Linked DNA regions of Homo sapiens: region 2 is linked to region 1. Evidence: chromatin loops called from intact Hi-C (ENCODE). Cell type or tissue: mammary epithelial cell. All regions are shown on one strand. Links, peaks and the distances in the headings refer to the core of each region. The heading gives the core; the rest is flanking DNA. Region 1 overlaps PDGFC (platelet derived growth factor C). Region 2 overlaps PDGFC (platelet derived growth factor C).

Region 1 (9,100 bases), core at 661-8,660:
ACAGGGTACAGCCTCCCTCCTGGCTGACTTTGTGGGCTGGCGTTGAGTGTCTGTGGTTTTCCAGGCACCCGGTACAAGCTGTCAGAGGATCTAGCATTCCAGGGTCTGGAGGACAGTGGCCCTCTTCTCACAGCTCCACTAGGTGGTGTCCCAGTAGGGACTCTGTGTGGGGGCTCTGACCCCACATTTCTCTTCCACACTGCCCTAGCAGAGGTTCTCCATGACAGCCCCACCCCTGCAGCAAACTTCTGCCTGGATATCCAGGTGTTTCCATACATCTTCTGAAATCTAGGTGGAGGTTCCCAAACCTCAATTTTTGGCTTCTGCACACATGCAGGCACAAAACCATGTGGAAGCTGCAAGGTTTAGGGACTGCACCTTCTGAAACCATGGGACAAGCTGAACCTTGGCCCCTTTTAGCAGTGGCCCGAGTGGCTGGAGAGCAGGGCACCAAGTCCCTAGGCTGCACACAGCAGAGAGACGCTGGGCCTGGCCCAGGAAACCATTTTTTCCTCCTAGGTTTCCAGGTCTGTGATGGGAGGGGCTGCCATGAAGACCTATGACATGCCCTGGAGACATTTTTCCCATTGTCTTAAGGTTAACATCGGGCTGCTTGTTACTTATGCAAATTTCTGTAGTCAGCTTGAATTCCTCCTCAAAAATGGGTTTTTCTTTTCTATTGCATTGTCTGGCTGCAAATTTTCACAACTTTAATGCTCTGTTTTCCTTTTAAAATTGAATGCTTTTAACAGCAGCCAGGTCACCTCTTGAATGCTTTGCTGCTTAGAAATTTCTTCCACAAGATACCCTGAATCATCTCTCTCAAGTTCAAAGTTGCACGAATCTCTAAGGCAGGGGCAAAATGCTTCAGTCTCTGCCAAAACATAACAAGAGTCACCTTTGCTCCAGTTCCCAACAAGTTCCTCATCTCCATCTGAGACCACCTCAGCCTGGATTTCATTGTCCATATCACTATCAGCATTTTGGCCAAACCATTCAATGAGTCTCTAGGGAGTCCCAAACTTTGCCATATTTTCCTACCTTCTTCTGAGCCCTCCAAACTGTTCCAATCTCTGCCTGTTACCCAGTTCCAAAGTCGCTTCCACATTTTTGGGTATCTTTTCAGCAGTGCCCCACTCTACTGGTACCAATTTACTATATTAGTCCATTTTCATGCTGCTGATAAAGACATACTCAAGACTGGGAAGAAAAAGAGGTTTAATCAGACTTACAGTTCCACATGGCTGAGGAGGCCTCAGAATCATGGTGGGAAGTGAAAGGCAATCCTTACATGGTGGTGGCAAGAGAAAAATTAGGAAGATACAAAAGCGGAAACCCCGATAAAACCATCAGATTTCATGAGACTTATTCACTACCATGAGAACAGTATGGGGGAAACCGCCCCCATGATTTAAATTATTTCCCACCAGGTCCCTCCCACAACACGTAGGAATTATGGGAGCACAATTCAAGATGAGATTTGGGTGGGGACACAGAGCTAAACCATGTCAGTAGGTCATTTAATAGCACCCATTTATCTATCCGTCTATGTGATTTTTTTAAGAGATGGGTCTTGCTATGTTGCCCAGGATGGTCTTGAACTCCTGGGCTCAAGAGATCCTCCCACCCCAGCCTTGCAAGTAGCTGGAACTGCAGCTCTACCTGATTTTAACTTTAAAGATTGAAAATTCACGCATTGCACTTAGATCTGTAACCGTGGGATTACTAGCTACTGCATCAGGATAAAAGAAATGAAAAAGACCTGGCTGGGTAAGGCACAGGTGAAACACAGGCTCAGAACAGCTGGCTGAACAGTAAAATACCCGGGTACTTGCTGCTAGGAAGAATGGCTGAGGCCTGAATGGCAAATGGAGGAGACTGGAAGATGCATAGATTGCAAAGAGATATTGCACCCCAATCCACGCTCTATACTTGTCTCCAGAAATCCCTGAATTTAAATCCATTGCTTCAGTTTCTTTTTACCATTTTTAAGAGACTATGAGAAATATCCTTTTATGGTGTTAAAGACTGTTTAGTATACAACTCCTGAAGAACAGAATTTAGCCATAATAGACTTTTGGAAAACATTGCTTACAAGAGATTCCACTTTTTCTCATATTGGTTATCCTAAGAATAAAGTTTATAGTTACTGAAGGACTGTTTATCTCTATGATGTTGGTTCTTAAGAGAACTGTCTGTTAACAATACACGATTGTACTTACATGGGAGCTAAGCAAAATAATAAAACACAACGGTCAAAGAAATGATAAAGAGTATGCATGAACTCTTCCAAATAGAAGGAATACTTAGAAACAATCTCTATACATGAATCTATAAGGGGCAATGTAGGAGGGTCAGCTGCGAGCAATAGTCAAAGAAGCAGTAACACCCTTGCTATTTAAATACTCTGAAATAGACTGAGACCTCAATTTGGAAATAGTTTTAAAAGAAAAATTGTGCAAAATGGCAACCAGCAAAAAGATACAATATACAAATCAGTCAACTTTTTGGGAAATGACTCAACAATAATAAAAGTCTTAATCAAATACTCAAGTATCTACATATTTGTAAAGAAATTTTATCAGTATCTGTTCAAACCTTAGAAATTACAGAACAAAAATGCATTCTATATCCCAACCTATCTATGTGAGATATTAGTTGGGAAGAAAAGAGAAAGGAAATAAAAGGGAGAAAAGTGGCATATCTTATAATGACCATTTTCATAGTTCATAAAATCAGCATTCGTAGCAAAAAAAAAAAAAGGCCAATAAAAAAAACAGAACTACTCTCCGTTTAAAAAAACAAAACTCATTTTGCTCCATGGAATCTGCACATGAAATCTCTCTTCTTACAGCCTTCCGGAATATACCAAAACACAAAAGAGTTATCCAAAGAGACAAAATCTTTCCTCTTCCCCTCTTCTTCCTTCAGTGAATGATTTACTGTTCAGTAAGGGTTAACTCAGGTCAGCTAATAAGAAAAGAGGGAGCTAGCACTCAATCTTTATGCAGAGTAGAATGGAAAATATTCTCTGGCTATTTATCCTTTAGTGACTTATGGATATTAGAAATAGTTGATAACATTCTTAAATATTTGATTTCACAAGTTACCTCTCCTACTTTCAAATGGTCCTTTCAAGATGCCTGTGTTGACAGGCCAGAACTTGTAGTGTCCTGAGAAGTGTGCAGCCCTGCTCAAAGGCCCACACAAGTAGAAATGTTAAAAAAAAAAATCTTTGGGTCACACATGGTGATATGCCAGATGTTACAACACCAAATGGGTTGCCATTCAATTCTGGATTTAAGCTAAATGAACTGGTTGACTAACTGGATTGATTTGTCATTAGACTTACATGTTTCTAACTTCTTAAAAGCATACTTTAATTTTCATCTCCCTTATATGCCATTGTGTGAATACTGGGTAACTCGCCTACATTGTAAGCAGATTTTAAGAAATCTGCATTTAAGAGATTTTTGTTCAAAAGTAGATTTAATTCACAAAATCCTATATAGTTTGTCGTTATTGCTATATGATTTTTCCAGGCAGACCTGTGTAAAAATAATTTCAGGCAGTGGGAAGAGCATGTGCAAAATCAGGCAAACATCATCAAATCTGAGGAACTGAAAGGATATCCAAAGACTGCAATAAGATTTTTGAGCTTAATCAATCTGTAGGATCTGTAGGCTAGCAAATCCTAATATCACATTTTTTGGCGGGGACCAATGTGGAGAATGAATTGTTTACACTACCTTAAAAGACATTTTATTAAATAAGGCATCTCCACAACAACTATGTAATTGAAAACAGAAATGAAATCCCATTATAAAGTTAAGACTCCTTATACTCAAGACAATTATTAAGAATCTAGGTTTAGGCCGGGCGCAGCGTCTCACGCCTGTAATCCCGGCACTTTGGGAGGCCGAGGTGGGCAGATAACCTGAAGTCAGGAGTTCAAGACCAGCCTGGCCAATATGGTGAAACCCTGTCTCTACTAAAAAAACAAAAATTAGCTGGGAGTGGTGGTGCACGCCTGTAATCCCAGCTACTCGGGAGGCTGAGGCAGGAGGGTCGCTTGAACCAGGAAGGCCGGAGGTTGCAGTGAGCCAAGATCATGCCATTGCACTCCAGCCTGGGTGAGTGAAACTCTGTCTCAAAAAAATAAATAAAAATAAAAATAAAAGAATTTAGGTTTAAAATGTATAAATCTAGGTTTATACATAAAATTCAGCCTCACCTGCTTTCCCTTATCATCTTATTATTGGTTTTAATTTCCCTGCCCAGTAATCCCATAACTGTATTTTAACTTCTTTTTCCTGCTACCTATTGTTGGAGGTAGGGGCTGAGGGGATGGAGGGTAGCCAGCCAAGTGTGGAATGCAGTAAAATCATTCTGAATAGACAAAACTGACAAAAAATTGTGAAAGCAAAAGGCGTGACAGCCTCAGAATCCTGACCTTCCAGAACTTGAAACTGATAAACATGAATTCTTTTGTATTAGGGGTAAAATGGCAGGTATTTCCTGTTATTAAAACTTTTTTGGCTTACCTTCCGAAGGCTAATGTAGAGTTTCTGAAAAGATAACAGTGACAATAAAAAGATTGTTAAGAGTGCCTCCAAGCTACAGGACAAAGAGTATTATATTTCTACTGGGAAGGAAACTTAAATTATAGTCAAAGATCCATGAAGGCTTAAGTCACCCAGGATTGCATTCACGTCTTCGGTTATTGCATGTGCTTTGGAACACTTGACAATCACAGAGCTGGCCTGTGGGGGAGGTGAGTCAACAGTGATTCTCTTTCATAACTATCCAAGAAAAACAACCCACAGTAATCTTCAAGAGCATCACACCTTAACTGTTTATTAGAGCTGGGACAACTAAGGCCAAGACAATAGACAAATGCAAGGCTGTTAATATTAGAAACTAAGTTTACTGGCCCCTACTCCCTAGAATGTTCAAGCTTCATGAAACTTTGGACCACCCAGACATTTGCTATGTTAACTATCCTCTTAAACTGAAGTGGAGATATTTATTCAGAATTATGGTTTATACTTACAGTGGAACATATCTTTGCATGGATTTTAAACACTACATTTATAGGAGTTTTTTTTTTGTTAAACTACATGTGTTGAACAGAAAACTTAGGTAGTGGAATGTACTTTTATCTTTTTTATTTTAAAGACTTCTTTCTTTTGAAAATTGTTCTATACATTACTCATAAGAAATATATTACAGCAACATTTAAAGAGCATCTGCAATACTAACCCTGACATTTATAGTATATGATTTGAGGTAAAAATAGCTCAAAGTTTTAGAAAATATATAAACAAAAGAGGTAAGAGATGGATATTTACTTACTAATGTAATGCTAATTTAATCTATTATTAAGAACATTTAATGTGCTCTGTTTTGATCAGGAGTCTAATTCACCTTCACATTTCCTACAATTTACACTTTTAAGGGATTTTTTTTTAATTTTCTAAGTGAATACACTTGAGTTTACCTTTCAGCAATCAAAGCAAGCATAATATTCACTTTATGTAGTTAAAGGAAGTATAAACTCAGGAACAACACACTCTGTTTGTGTTCAAAGAGTGAAGTAAGGCCATTTTCACGATATTGATTCTTCCTACCCGTGAGCATGGAGAACTAGAAATACCATTTGACCCAGCCATCCCATTACTGGGTATATACCCAAAGGATTATAAATCATGCTGCTATAAAGACACATGCACACATGTGTTTATTGTGGCACTATTCACAATAGCAAAGACTTGGAACCAACCCAAATGTACAACAATGATAGACTGGATTAAGAAAATGTGGCACATATATACCATGGAATACTATGCAGCCATAAAAAATGATGAGTTCATGTCCTTTGTAGGGACATGGATGAAGCTGGAAACCATCATTCTCAGCAAACTATCTCAAGGACAAAAAACCAAACACAGCATGTTCTCACTCACAGGTGGGAATTGAACAATGAGAACACACGGACACAGGAAGGGGAACATCACACACCGGGGCCTGTTGTGGGGTGGGGGGAGGGGGGAGGGATAGCATTAGGAGATATATCTAATGATAAATGACGAGTTAATGGGTGCAGCACACCAACATGGCACATGTATACATATGTAACTAACCTGCACGTTGTGCACATGTACCCTAAAACTTAAGGTATAATTAAAAAAAAAAAGAAGTTTCTAACACACACACACAAACACACACACACAAAGAGTGAAGTAAACAAAAGTATGGGATGAAAGTTAATCATCATCACATGGTAGAGGCAGGCTTGTCTGTTGAGAACCTAGTCTCTGCCGCTCCCTACCTGCCAGACCTTGGGCAAATCCCATGCCTTCTCTGAATCGGGGTTGCCTCACCTGTACAAGAAAGTCAGCTAATTCATAGGGTTCTTTAAAGACCTAAATGAAGGAAATCTAATGAAATGCAGTCCCACAGTAGATATCACTAGCTATTAGCTGTATGTTCTTGTCATAAAGTGAAATGAAATGCTGCTTATATATTTAATAAGATATCCAAACTTAACTACAGTAGATCCTTACTATTTGTAGATTCCATATTGGTGAATTCACCTACTGGCTACAATTAATTTGCAACCCCAAAATCAATACACGGCATCTTTTGTGGTCGTTGGCAGACATGCACAGACACAGAGCAACACAAAACTTTAAGTCACCCAAGATGATGCTGTTCACAGCTGAGGTGGAGCAAAGATATGCTCTGCCTTCTTGTTCCAACTCCCAAACTGTAAACAAGCATCCTTTCTGCAGCATATTTAGTGCTAGGTTGTTCTCAATTTTTTGCTATTATTTGGTAATTTTGCTGTTTAAAATTTCCCAAAGCATAGTGCTGAAGTGCTGTCTAGTGTTCCTTGACACAAGGCTATGATGTGCCTTGATATGGTTTGGCTCTGTGTCCCCACCCAAATCTTATCTCAAATTGTAATCCCCACATATCAAGGGAGGGACCTAGTGGGAGGTGACTGGATCATAAGAGCATTTTCCCTCATGTTGTTCTTGTGATAGAGAATGAGTTCTCCCAAGACCTGATGGTTTAAAAGTGTAGCACTTTCCCCGCCTCTCTCTCTCCTACCACCATGTAAGACGTGCCTTGCTTCCTCTTCACCTTTCACCTTTTGTTTTCTGCCACAATTGTAAGTTTCCCAAGGCCTCCCCAGCCATGTGGAACTGTGAGTCAATTAAATCTCCCTCCTTTATAAATTACCCAGTCTCAGGTAGTTCTTTATATTAACAGCAGTGTGAAAATGAACTAACACATGACTTTACAGAGAAAATATGTGTGTTAGATAAGCTTCCTTCAGGCATGAATTATAGTGCCTTGTGCTTAATGTTAATGAATCACCAATATACAGTCATGAGTCACTTAACAACTGGGATATATTCTGAGAAATGTGTCTTTAGGCGATTTTGTCATTGTGCTAACATCATAGAGCATGCTTAAACAAACCTAAATGGTATGGCCTATTGCACACGTAGGCTACGTAGTACAGCCTACTGCTCCCAGACTACAAACCTGTCAAGCATGTTATTGTACTGAAAACTGTAGACAATTGTAATACAACGGTAAGTATTATATATCTAAACATAGAAAAGGTACAGCAAAAATACAATATAAAAGATTTAAAATGGTACACCTGTATAGAGTTCCTACCATGAACAGAGTTTACAGGACCGGTAGTTGCTCTCAGTGAGTCAGTGAGTGAGTGGTGAGTGATTTTCAGGCCTAGCACATTACTGTACACTTTTGTAGAATTTATAAAGGCTAAATGCTTATGCTACACTAAATATATTTGTTAAATATTTTACTTTCTTACATAATATACTAGCCTTAGCTTACTGTAACTTTTTACTTTATAAACTTTTTAAATTTTTTAACTTGACTCTTTTGCAATAACATTTAGTTTAAAATACACATTGCACAACTACACAAAAGTATTTTCTTTCTTTATATCCATATTCTATGTGCTTGTTTCTAATTTTAAATTTTTTTTATTTTGTTTTACCTTTAAACTTTGTTAATGAAAAACAGAAGAGACAAACACACCCATTAGCCAAGGCCTTCACAGGATCAGGACCATCAATATCACTGTCTTCCACCTCTATATTTTATCCCACTGGAAGGTTTTCAGGGGCAATAATAGGCATGGACATGTCATCTCCTATGATAATAATGCCTTCTTCTGGAATCTGTCCTAAAAACATACCTGAGGCTTTCTTACAGTTAACGTTTTTTTGTTTTGTTTTGTTTGTTTGTTTTTCAGATGGAGTCTCGCTCTGTCCCCAGGATGGAGTGCAGTGGCATGATCTCGGCTCACTGCAACCTCTGCTTCCTGGGTTCAAGCGATTCTCTCCTTCCTCAGCCTCCCGAGTGGCTGGGACTACAGGCGTGCACCACCACGCCCAACTAATTTTTGTATTTTTCATACAGACGGGGTTTCACCATGTTGGCCAGGATGGTCTCGATCTCTTGACCTCATGACCTGCCCGCCTTGGCCTCCCTAAGTGCTGCCATTACAGGCGTGAGCCACCATGTCTGACTTACAGTTAACTTTTTAAATATGAGTAATAGGAATATACTCTAAAATAATAAATAGTATAGCAAATACAAAAATCAGTAACACAGTCATTCATTATCTTTATCAAGTATTATGCACTATACATAATGTTATGTCCTACACTTTTACAGGGCTGGCAGTGCAGGAGGTTTGTTTCCACCAGCATCACCACAAACATGTGAGTAATACACTGCACTACAACATTACAACAGCTACAACCTCACTAAGGGATAGGAATTTTTCAGCTCCATTAAAATCTGATGAGACCACTGTCATATATGTGGTCCATCATTGACCAAAACATGGTTATGCAGCACATGACTATATATTAAATAAGATGTCTTTATACAGAAACACACATAAAATAAGGTTTGTATTGATCAGCTGACGAATATGTTGTGACCAGGAACTCGCAGGAACCTAATCTTGTAAGAGCCATAGCAGCAACAGTTCATTATTCATTAATTTAGTGTTTGCAATGGCTTTACAGACCATCAATAC
Region 2 (9,100 bases), core at 355-8,354, 130 kb before region 1:
GCACTATGTGTGGATTATGGCAGCTTGTAAGGAAAATAAACCTGAGATAACTTTAAACCGTGTTTCTTCAGCTTGATCTTTTCATAGCCCTGGCGTTGCTGACACACTGGGAAAGCTGAAGCAGCTTAGCTGCTTACAGCTTACACATTCAACCATCTTTCTCCTTAAATCAGGACATGCTCTATATTGGAAGAGCATGGTATATATTAGAAAATAGAATGTGTGATTTTAACTAAGGAGTTGTTTTAACTTACAGAAGAATTTAAAAACAAAAAAGTTTGCCTCTTTCCTAAAGAAGCATTAGAGTAGGGAAATCTGGACAAAATTTTGAAATATTAGCTTTCAAAGTAACACAAACCAAGAAGTAGCTTAAGATAGGGAAGCATTTAAGAAGAGAAAGAAAAATAAGAATGAAAGAGAAGAAGGAAGAAAAAAGAAGGGAGGGAGGAAGGAAGACAGGAAGAAAAGGAAACTCTGCTTTTCCTTTACTTTGGTGAGTAATATTTTTTACAAGACCTTTTGCTTTTTATTAATAAGATAAAAATATCTATTTATATACCTTCATCTGGAATTCTATTAAAGGGTATCATTCTAGTAGAACACTCACTCCTTCAAACTCAAAGAAGCCTGCAACTACATAGAAAAATAGCTTGAAAACTAGTGAAGCTAATTATAGAAAAAAATCATGGAAGAGAACAAAAATATATTAAATATCAACATTTTGTCAAGCATATTACTAGCTACTTGGATATATATATACCAAGACACGTTACCAATCACCTCTCTATTGACCGCATGCATTTAATTTACGATTTTCCAATGACATATCATGCAGTATCAAGATGGAAACAGAACAAAGGACAAAGGACAGCAGCTATTGCCATCGCTGACCTGGTTTAACCACTTCTCCTATGCATGTGAAGCATACTGACTGTTGACACTGACAACTCACTGAACACTACTGCTTACTGGCATCCTTTCTGTTTCCAGCAGTTAAATCTTACACTTACCAAGAGACACTTGTATTTGTTCCCAAAAGTATTTATATCACTAGCACCTGTTGTTTTAATTACTAAGTTATTCAAATATTATGTAACCCAATTAAATATGAGTTATTGCTTCTTTGAAAATTTAGACGAATGCCTTGGAAGGACTCCATATAAAATGAGTTACTATAAAAAACTGCTGTTAAGTCAGGTATGAGAGAGATAACTGTGAAATACAGGAAGGAAAGCCTCATAAAATCATGGAGGATTTCTGAGCTTAGATTGCATTAAAAGGTATCTTTAAGTTTTCAATTTAACTCAAAGAAAACCAAACTGAAAGTCATAATTGAGGCATTGTGGCTATAATTTTTGGAAGAAATACAACACAACTCCAGTTGGCAAATCCCTGTTTAAAAAAAAAGTACAGGCCCTAAATGATGAGTGGTAAAATTAAAATTAAATGTTTACCAATATGTACATAATTTTTATGATTCTCCACCTGAACTACTCAAGTTAACTAATGGTCCAGCTACAAACCCCAAATATGTTCATGAGCAGACTTCCAATGAATTCTAAAATTAAGAAATACTTTGAAAATATCATGTGTTAATGTGGACTGCTTTGAAAACAGTTTAACTTTTACATATTGTATAGTTAAATTTAATATGTAAAACTACCATATAAGATACCTGTTGGAACCAAATTACATAAATTTTGCATGGGAGAGATTTAGCTGCACTACAGTCATCAATCTTTTCTAGAAAAATGAAGGGCTTTTAAAGCAATCAGTTCTGAATCTTGACATCAGTTTAAAGCTGTAGATTATATCTTGAGCTCTTAGTATCCTAAAACTTCATTAATCTCTGTCGTGGAGGCAGCAGAGCCTCATTCATGGATTTATTTATAGTGACTATTTATGTTTCACACGTTTACTCTGAATCCCACATCAAGAGGAGTGATTTGTGGTATTATTTTTGACTTTGTAATCTTTAATCTATGATAGATGTTGTGCTCCAAGCTGCAATGATGGTTCTGCACCACACTGCAGAGTTTTAGATAAAGATTATAAAATCACCTACTTCAGAAAAAAAGTTTTCCTCCTTACCCAAGTTAATATTCTAAAGCCATTTAGTGATACAAAATTATACCCTCCTTCTTGATACTCTTGATTGAGCCATTTTTAAAACTATGCACTAATCAAACATTTTTTAACTTATAAATGATATCTTTTTATATAATATTTTTATTTAGTACCCCCATAGTGTTTTATATTTTTATTTATTCATAATTTCCTATTGAGTTTGGTGAATTGTACCAAGTATCAATGTCTGTTTCCAGGTTGTGGTATACTATTATATATTCATGCAAGATGTTATCCTTGGGGAAAATTAGGCGGACAGTATACAGGACCACTTTGTATTTTTTTTTTTTTTTTTTTTTTTTTACAAAAGGTGTCAATTTACAATTATCTCAAAATAAAACTTAAGTAAGTTCTTTTCAAGCAATATTGGTTGGGAGGCATTGTGCTGTAGTTGAAATTATGGATTTCACTATAATTTTTCCCATTTATTTTCTCTGAACCTCAGCCAAGCTGTATTCTCTGAGTGTACTTCCTTTTAGGCAAAATGGTGATGATTTAGCATAGAGTTACTGAAAAGAATAAATGAGATGACTTACAGCAGGAACCCAATATAATAGTAAGTATTCGAGAAATGATGCATACTATCATTATTACTATGGATAGGCTGTTGGTTTTTTAAATCAACTTAATATAAACTTATAGAAAATTACATATAACTCTAAGTCAAATGAATGCTTACTTTAAGCAAAGTCACAATTTGCTACAACCTTGCAAGACAAAGAAGAAAGTATTAAAAGAAAAATGCCAGGTGTGGTGGCTCACGCCTGTAATCCCAGCACTTTGAGAGGCCGAGCAGAGCGGATCATGAGGTGAGGAGATTGAGACCATCTTGGCTAACACGGTGAAACCCCATCTCTACTAAAAATACGAAAAGATTAGCTAGGAGTGGTGGCGGCTGCCTGTAGTCCCAGCTACTTGGGAGGCTGAGGCAGGAGAATGGCATGAACCTGGGAGGCAGAGCTTACAGTGAGCAGAGATCGCGCCACTGCACTCCACCCTGTGCGACAGAGCGACAATCAGTCTAAAAAAAAAAAAGAAAAAAAAAAGAAAAACTTCAGACAATTAAATTTAACAGAGCTTAATTGAGCAAAAAAATACTTGTGAATTAAGGAGCACACTCACCCCTCGCCCACACCCCACTTCAACCAGAATAGGTTCAGAGCAACTCCAGCACTGTCAGGTGATCTGACAGAATTTAAAGACAGAAAAAGGAAAGTGATACGCAAAAAACAGAAGTGAGGTACAGAAACAGCTGGATTGGTCACAGCTCTGCATTTGAACATGGTTTAAAGTTCCAGGGATGTCAAATCTTTTGGCTTCCCTGTCCCACACTGGAAGAAGAAGAACTTTCTTGGGCCACACATTAAATACAATAAACACCAACGATAGCTGATGAGCTACAATAATGAAATAAAGTAAAATCACAAAAATAAAATCTCATAATGTTTTAAGGAAGTTTCCAAGTTTGTGTTAGACGGCATTGAAAGCCGTCCTGGGCCACATGGGGCCCGCGAGCCATGGGTTGGACAAGCTTGGAGTTGGTCACCTGCGAGCGGTTGAAGTACGGCTGCTGTGATTGGCTGAGACTGGGCTACTCCTTACAAGAGTAGATTACAGTCTGTTTACACATCTAGTTAGGTTACAGTTCATTATGTAAGAAGAAACCTTTAGACCGACATTAAAATACTTGAGGAGACCAGGCGCGGTGCCTCACGCCAGTAATTCTAGCATTTAGGGAGGCCCAGGTGGGTGGATCACTTGAGGTCAGGAATTCGAGACCAGCCCGGCCAACATGGTAAAACCCTGTCTCTACCAAAAATACAAAAAAATTAGCCAGGCATGGTGGCGGGCGCCTGTAATCCCGGCTACTCGGGAGGCTGAGGCAGGAGAATCACTTGAACACGGGAGGCGAAGGTTGCAGTGAGCCGAGATTGCAACACTGCACTCCAGCTTGGGCGACAGAGCGAGACTCCGTCACAAAAACAAAACAAAACAAAACAAAAACAAAACAACAACAACAAAAACCTTAAAGAGGCAGCTTTAGGCTAAACCTCATTTAAGAGAAGTAAAAATCAGATGCAAAGGGCATCACAACAGCAAGGTCTAAGATCACACCAAAAGCCTCTATGACCTTTCAGAGAGTTAAAATCTGCAAATTGCTCAGTGACATGAAATTATGCCATTGCTCTTAATGCCAAATAAAGACTGTAGCAAGGTAGAGGAAACAGTGAATGGCAAGTGAACCTCTTTTACGTAATTGGGAATCCTATTAGAATTCCCCTGACTTTAACACAAAACAAAACACTGTAGGCCTGGGTAGAAGTGAGAGTTCTTCATATTACTTTTATCAGTAATAGGATTAGGATACCACAAAACATCACTCATCATATTCCAAAAAGAAAGGAAAATATTGGTGTCAGAAAGCTTGAGATGGCTTCTCAAGAATCTCATCCAAAGGATGTGTCATATATTTTAATACCTCCTCACTCAGGTATTGAAAGTCAAGTTTTGGCATGCAGTGTTTCTCTGTCTCTCTAACAATTCAGTGCTTGCATATTTCTTTCTCTAAAAAAACTAATTACACTTAATGCTATTTCATTAACTTGTACCCAGCAGAAAAGTGCCCTTTTAAAATTCAACTCTATCAGAATGTTATTCCACTGGAAAAAAAGGCACTTCCTCTTTAGCAATGCTACACAAATTTAAAAACCCAATTTCAGAGGAGGTATTGGAAGCTGCCTGGGCTGATTTGGAGCCTCCTACGTTTATGTCCAATGCCTACCTCAGATTTTATGTTAGAGTCTTAGATAATTGCTACCTCAATGTCTTTCCTATTATTTTCCCATAAAACAAAATTTTTAGTATAAACTTTAGCTTTCTTAAGCAATCTGCCTTGGAAGAACCTAAGATAATTCATGTACTCCTTTAAAGCAAGAGATGACAGCCTTGATCTCTTGCCTGAATAATTACTTGTGGTGAAGAAGCACAAGGAAAGGCATCAGCCAGGTATTTCCATAATGGCTTTTATTCACACTTACACAAAACCTGACTTAACTAGAGTGGTAACATCTATGCAGACACAGGACCTTTGCCCTGGGGCCAAGACACAAAGACATCTTGGAAATTCCCCCCTCAGTTTTCTGAGGCCTTTGGTGGCCTACATGTGGTCACATTGCAAAAAGCCGAAAAAAAAATTGTATTAGTCCTTAGATTTGTGTTTTCTCCTCCAAACTTACTGTAGGAGTGCCTATATTTCAAATACTGTGCACAGATTGCATAATTTCAAACTAAAAATGCTCTGAGTCTTTTGCATACCAGAGTGACACATTCTGAGGTGTTTAATAGAAGACAGCCTATTCACTAGAAATACTTGCTTTCCAATTTTATTCTCCTATTTCTTAGCTAAATTTTAGCCTTACAAGGTTCTATAAGAATACAGTTCTGAAAAATTTGGCACTGACAAGATTGCTAAGATACATCATGGAACTGGGTAATTTTGCTAATATTGATGAAATATGACTGATAAGAAAAATATTGACTGCATTCATATTTTTACTTTTTCTTAGACTCCAGGTGACATTTTTTTAAAAAAGCTTCTTGTTTGGATTTGAATTTTATAGATTACCGTGTGGAGACACTACAGTTTAACCCTCAATATTTATCACCATTGTCACTACTAAAAAAAATTGGTAAATTCTAATTAGTTCACCATTTTTTCAAAGTTACCAAAGTATCCATGACATCATAATCAACAGGAATAGCATACAGGTGTTTTAATAGGAAAACAAAAATGGTCAGAAGAGATCTTAAATTTTTGTTTCTTTCTCAATGATCTTTCTCCTATTTTCCAAACCAGTCAAGAGGCAGTCTGATTTTAAAGAGAACTCTCTTCACTCTATATATGTTGAGTTTTAATCTACAAAATGGTAGTAATATTTCAATATGGGGATTAAATAATATATTTTTTAAAACCACCATAAGGCACACTTATTTTAATCTATGTTCATTCTCTTTTGCCTGACTCAAGTATTTTCAAATTGATACAATTAAGCATTTTCTTTCCAAAAGCTTAAAATATATGAGCCTTTCAAAATTAACATCTTTAGAAATATATAACACTAATCATACTTATCTTTTAGCTTTGTTCTAAGATTATCAGAGGACATAAAAATGGAAAGTTATATACAAAATCAGATTCATGTGATTTCAAAGTAATATTAAGTAAATAAAAATACAATTATATCATCTGAATTAGAGAGATATGTAAAATTTTAAAAGCTCTAGTTTTAATGTTCAAAGCATTTAAATATATTAACAGCATTACTAAAATAGGCAAATTGTTGATTATTTATGAGAATACTGATGAGAGTAGCATTTTCTCAAATGTGTGGATCATATGGTAAGTCATTTGGTGACACTTGCCACGTTATTATGAATGAAGCAGGGTTGGCATCCTAGTGGATACAACTAGACATTACATTAATGTTATAACAGAGTTCAAGACATGCTAAATAGCTCATCAATATTGAAACTGTCTACAAAAATTGTAACTGTGAGAAGATTATGACAGTGAAAGGGCTCTGATTTAATCAACCCTCATCTTGCCTTTAACTTCCAAACTGCCCTTAGTCATTCCTAGACAAAGCTAACTTTGGGAGAAATTTAGTTTACAGCTTAAGTTTTAATACACCTTTCCCCAAACTCAACTGTCACTGTAAAATGAATGAAACACTATGAGGTTAGGAGGATGAGAGAAGCCTGAACTTTGTTAAGGTGTAGAAGTAAAGGATTATGAGCCATTATTCCCAAGGTCAAAATATTTGCAACTTCCCCAGTTACTCTTGCAGATAGCATCACTATTGTAGAACTTAAGATTGGTCTTTTGGATGTCCTTCCAGACGTTTGCATTTCTGATGACCAATAGCTCCACTCAGACTCTTAACAGGTCCTGTGGCCCCCACCCAGAAGCAGAGTCAGGGTAAAAGGACCGATTTCCATGCCCCTATGACTGCATCCATAGCCAGTCAGCAGCACCCATTCCCTTGCCTGCCAAACTATCCTTGAAAAACCCTAGCCTCTGAATTTTGGGGAGGCTGATTTGAGTAATAATAAAGCTCCAGCCTCCTGTTTAGCTGGCTCTATGTGCATTAAACTCTATCTCCATTGCAATTCCCCTGTCTTGATAAATCAGCTGTATCTGGGCACTTGACAAAAAGAGCCCCCTGGAGGGTGACAGTACCAACCTCTACATATGCCTTTCTTGCATATAAAAAGTAAACACAATATTAGGATAATCATGCAAAGCGTCTCCTACTAGGGGTTATTTTATCTGGCATGGGAGGGAAATGGAGAGTTCTTCCTTGGAAGCCATTTATAGAGCATGGCACTTGGCACATACTATGTCCTTAATATACTTCTGCAGTGTTTTGAATATTTTATTAATCAAATATAAAGTCAATCTTTAATATGCACATCAATATATGAATTCCACTAATAAAGAAAGAATGCAAAAATGGTAATTGTGGCTCTGTTCTCTCCTGAAATTATTAATTCTAAAGGTGTCTGTAAAATGCATAATCACTTGTGAAAGGAAAATAAAAACTCAGAACCCCAATTCATTATGCTAAAAGCAAAAAATTAAGCTGAAACCTCAGTCATACAAGACACTGCTTTTCCTTTTGTTCCTAAGTAGACAGCGACAGATAAAAGGTTAAATATCTTCACAGGTAGCTAGCTACTCTATGTTCACCTTATGTTACACAAAAAGCCAAATTAGTGAGCCCGAGACAAATACATAATTGTCTATTTTCCTACCTGCCCCTTTTTTCTTGCAACATGTGGTTACTATATACTCCCTCTTTCCCCTCTAGCCCACCTTTCCCCTTTAAATACTGAAGCCCTCAAATTCATCGTTGGAGAAAGGCATGGGCCACAGACTGTTTTGATGATTCTGTGTTGTTTTCTTCTGGGTATATCGTTAACTTTGGCAACATAAACTTCTAAATTGATTGAGATCAGTCTCACATACTTTTTGGCTTACACCCTTAAGGCCAAAGAAAGTCAGAAAGGAGTCAACAGCAATAAAATTCTGAAAACTAAAAAGGAGTTGGATGTGTCGTCATTGGATTGGTGGGCTTTGCAAAATTTGGCAGGGGCATAGACAAGAAGCAATTAAATATACATAAAGGAACAATAAAAGAATGACTAAAAATCTGTTAATGAAATTGCCAGATACCCCAAATCTGCTTTCCTCTTGGCAGAAGACAGTTCAGATTCGTTCTGTGGAAAACCCAAGCAGAGTTGAGGGTATGGAGAAGGTAGAGTAGAAACATACACACACATACACACACACACACACACACACACACACATATACATTTTACATACACAAAACATATATATTAGATATATACAATGCCAAATATCTCAGTGTTAATCAACTCAGCTCCTAGTTCAGAACATTGGTAACCAGTATTTATACTCTTAGAAAAGAGATGAGAGGAATCAGAGTGTTTTGAAGAAACTGACTAAGCCAGCACGCAGTACAGTGAAGACAATAGTGGGCAAGCCCATCCACAGGCACAGAATGTCCAATCAACTTTTAAGTGGCCAGCTTAAATTCTAGACTTAATCAGAATTCATTTAAGTTTGAGGGTTAATACTTAGAGCATTTTAAGTTATGCAAGGCTGCAAAAATTTTATCTCTGATGCTCCATTTTCTCAGTATATTCATGGAAGTTTTACTCTCTTCGCAAACAAGGAAGTAAATTGAGACACAGGAAGACAAAAGATCCAGCAAACAGAGGATCTAATGCAAGAAAACGTCAAAAGGAATACTCAGGATGATGGCAGAAGGAGACTGCAAGGATGACGGTTTGTGCAGCCATTCTAAAGGGCAAGCAGTCCACATTGGAGCAGGCCAGATGATTGCAGCAAAGATTTCTTGAAGAAGATGAAATTATTAGAAAACCAA

Evidence for each region. Hi-C counts contacts between places; a loop is a spot of excess contacts. Peaks named below come from ENCODE experiments on the same cell type or tissue, not always from the same donor. Only the 100,000 strongest peaks of a DNase experiment are listed, where the experiment ranks them.
Region 2: a loop joins it to region 1, with 6 times the contacts of the local background. A loop is called at or near these places in 3 of 110 quality-filtered maps.

The regions. Positions count from the first base shown.
Region 1 is chr4:156,926,713-156,935,812 of GRCh38, forward strand. The region is part of intron 1 of PDGFC (platelet derived growth factor C); the gene reads right to left. Among named protein-coding and RNA genes, the nearest start is that of PDGFC, 41 kb to the right of the region's middle. In mammary epithelial cell, for the core only: no CTCF peak of the experiment used is centred there; DNase peaks (open chromatin) are centred at 3,209, 4,769 and 7,389; H3K27ac peaks cover 5,395 bases.
Region 2 is chr4:156,794,087-156,803,186 of GRCh38, forward strand. The region is part of intron 3 of PDGFC (platelet derived growth factor C); the gene reads right to left. Among named protein-coding and RNA genes, the nearest start is that of LINC02272, 160 kb to the left of the region's middle. RefSeq lists enhancers at 806-975, 3,354-3,854. In mammary epithelial cell, for the core only: a CTCF peak has its summit at 6,553; DNase peaks (open chromatin) are centred at 4,485 and 5,305; H3K27ac peaks cover 1,924 bases.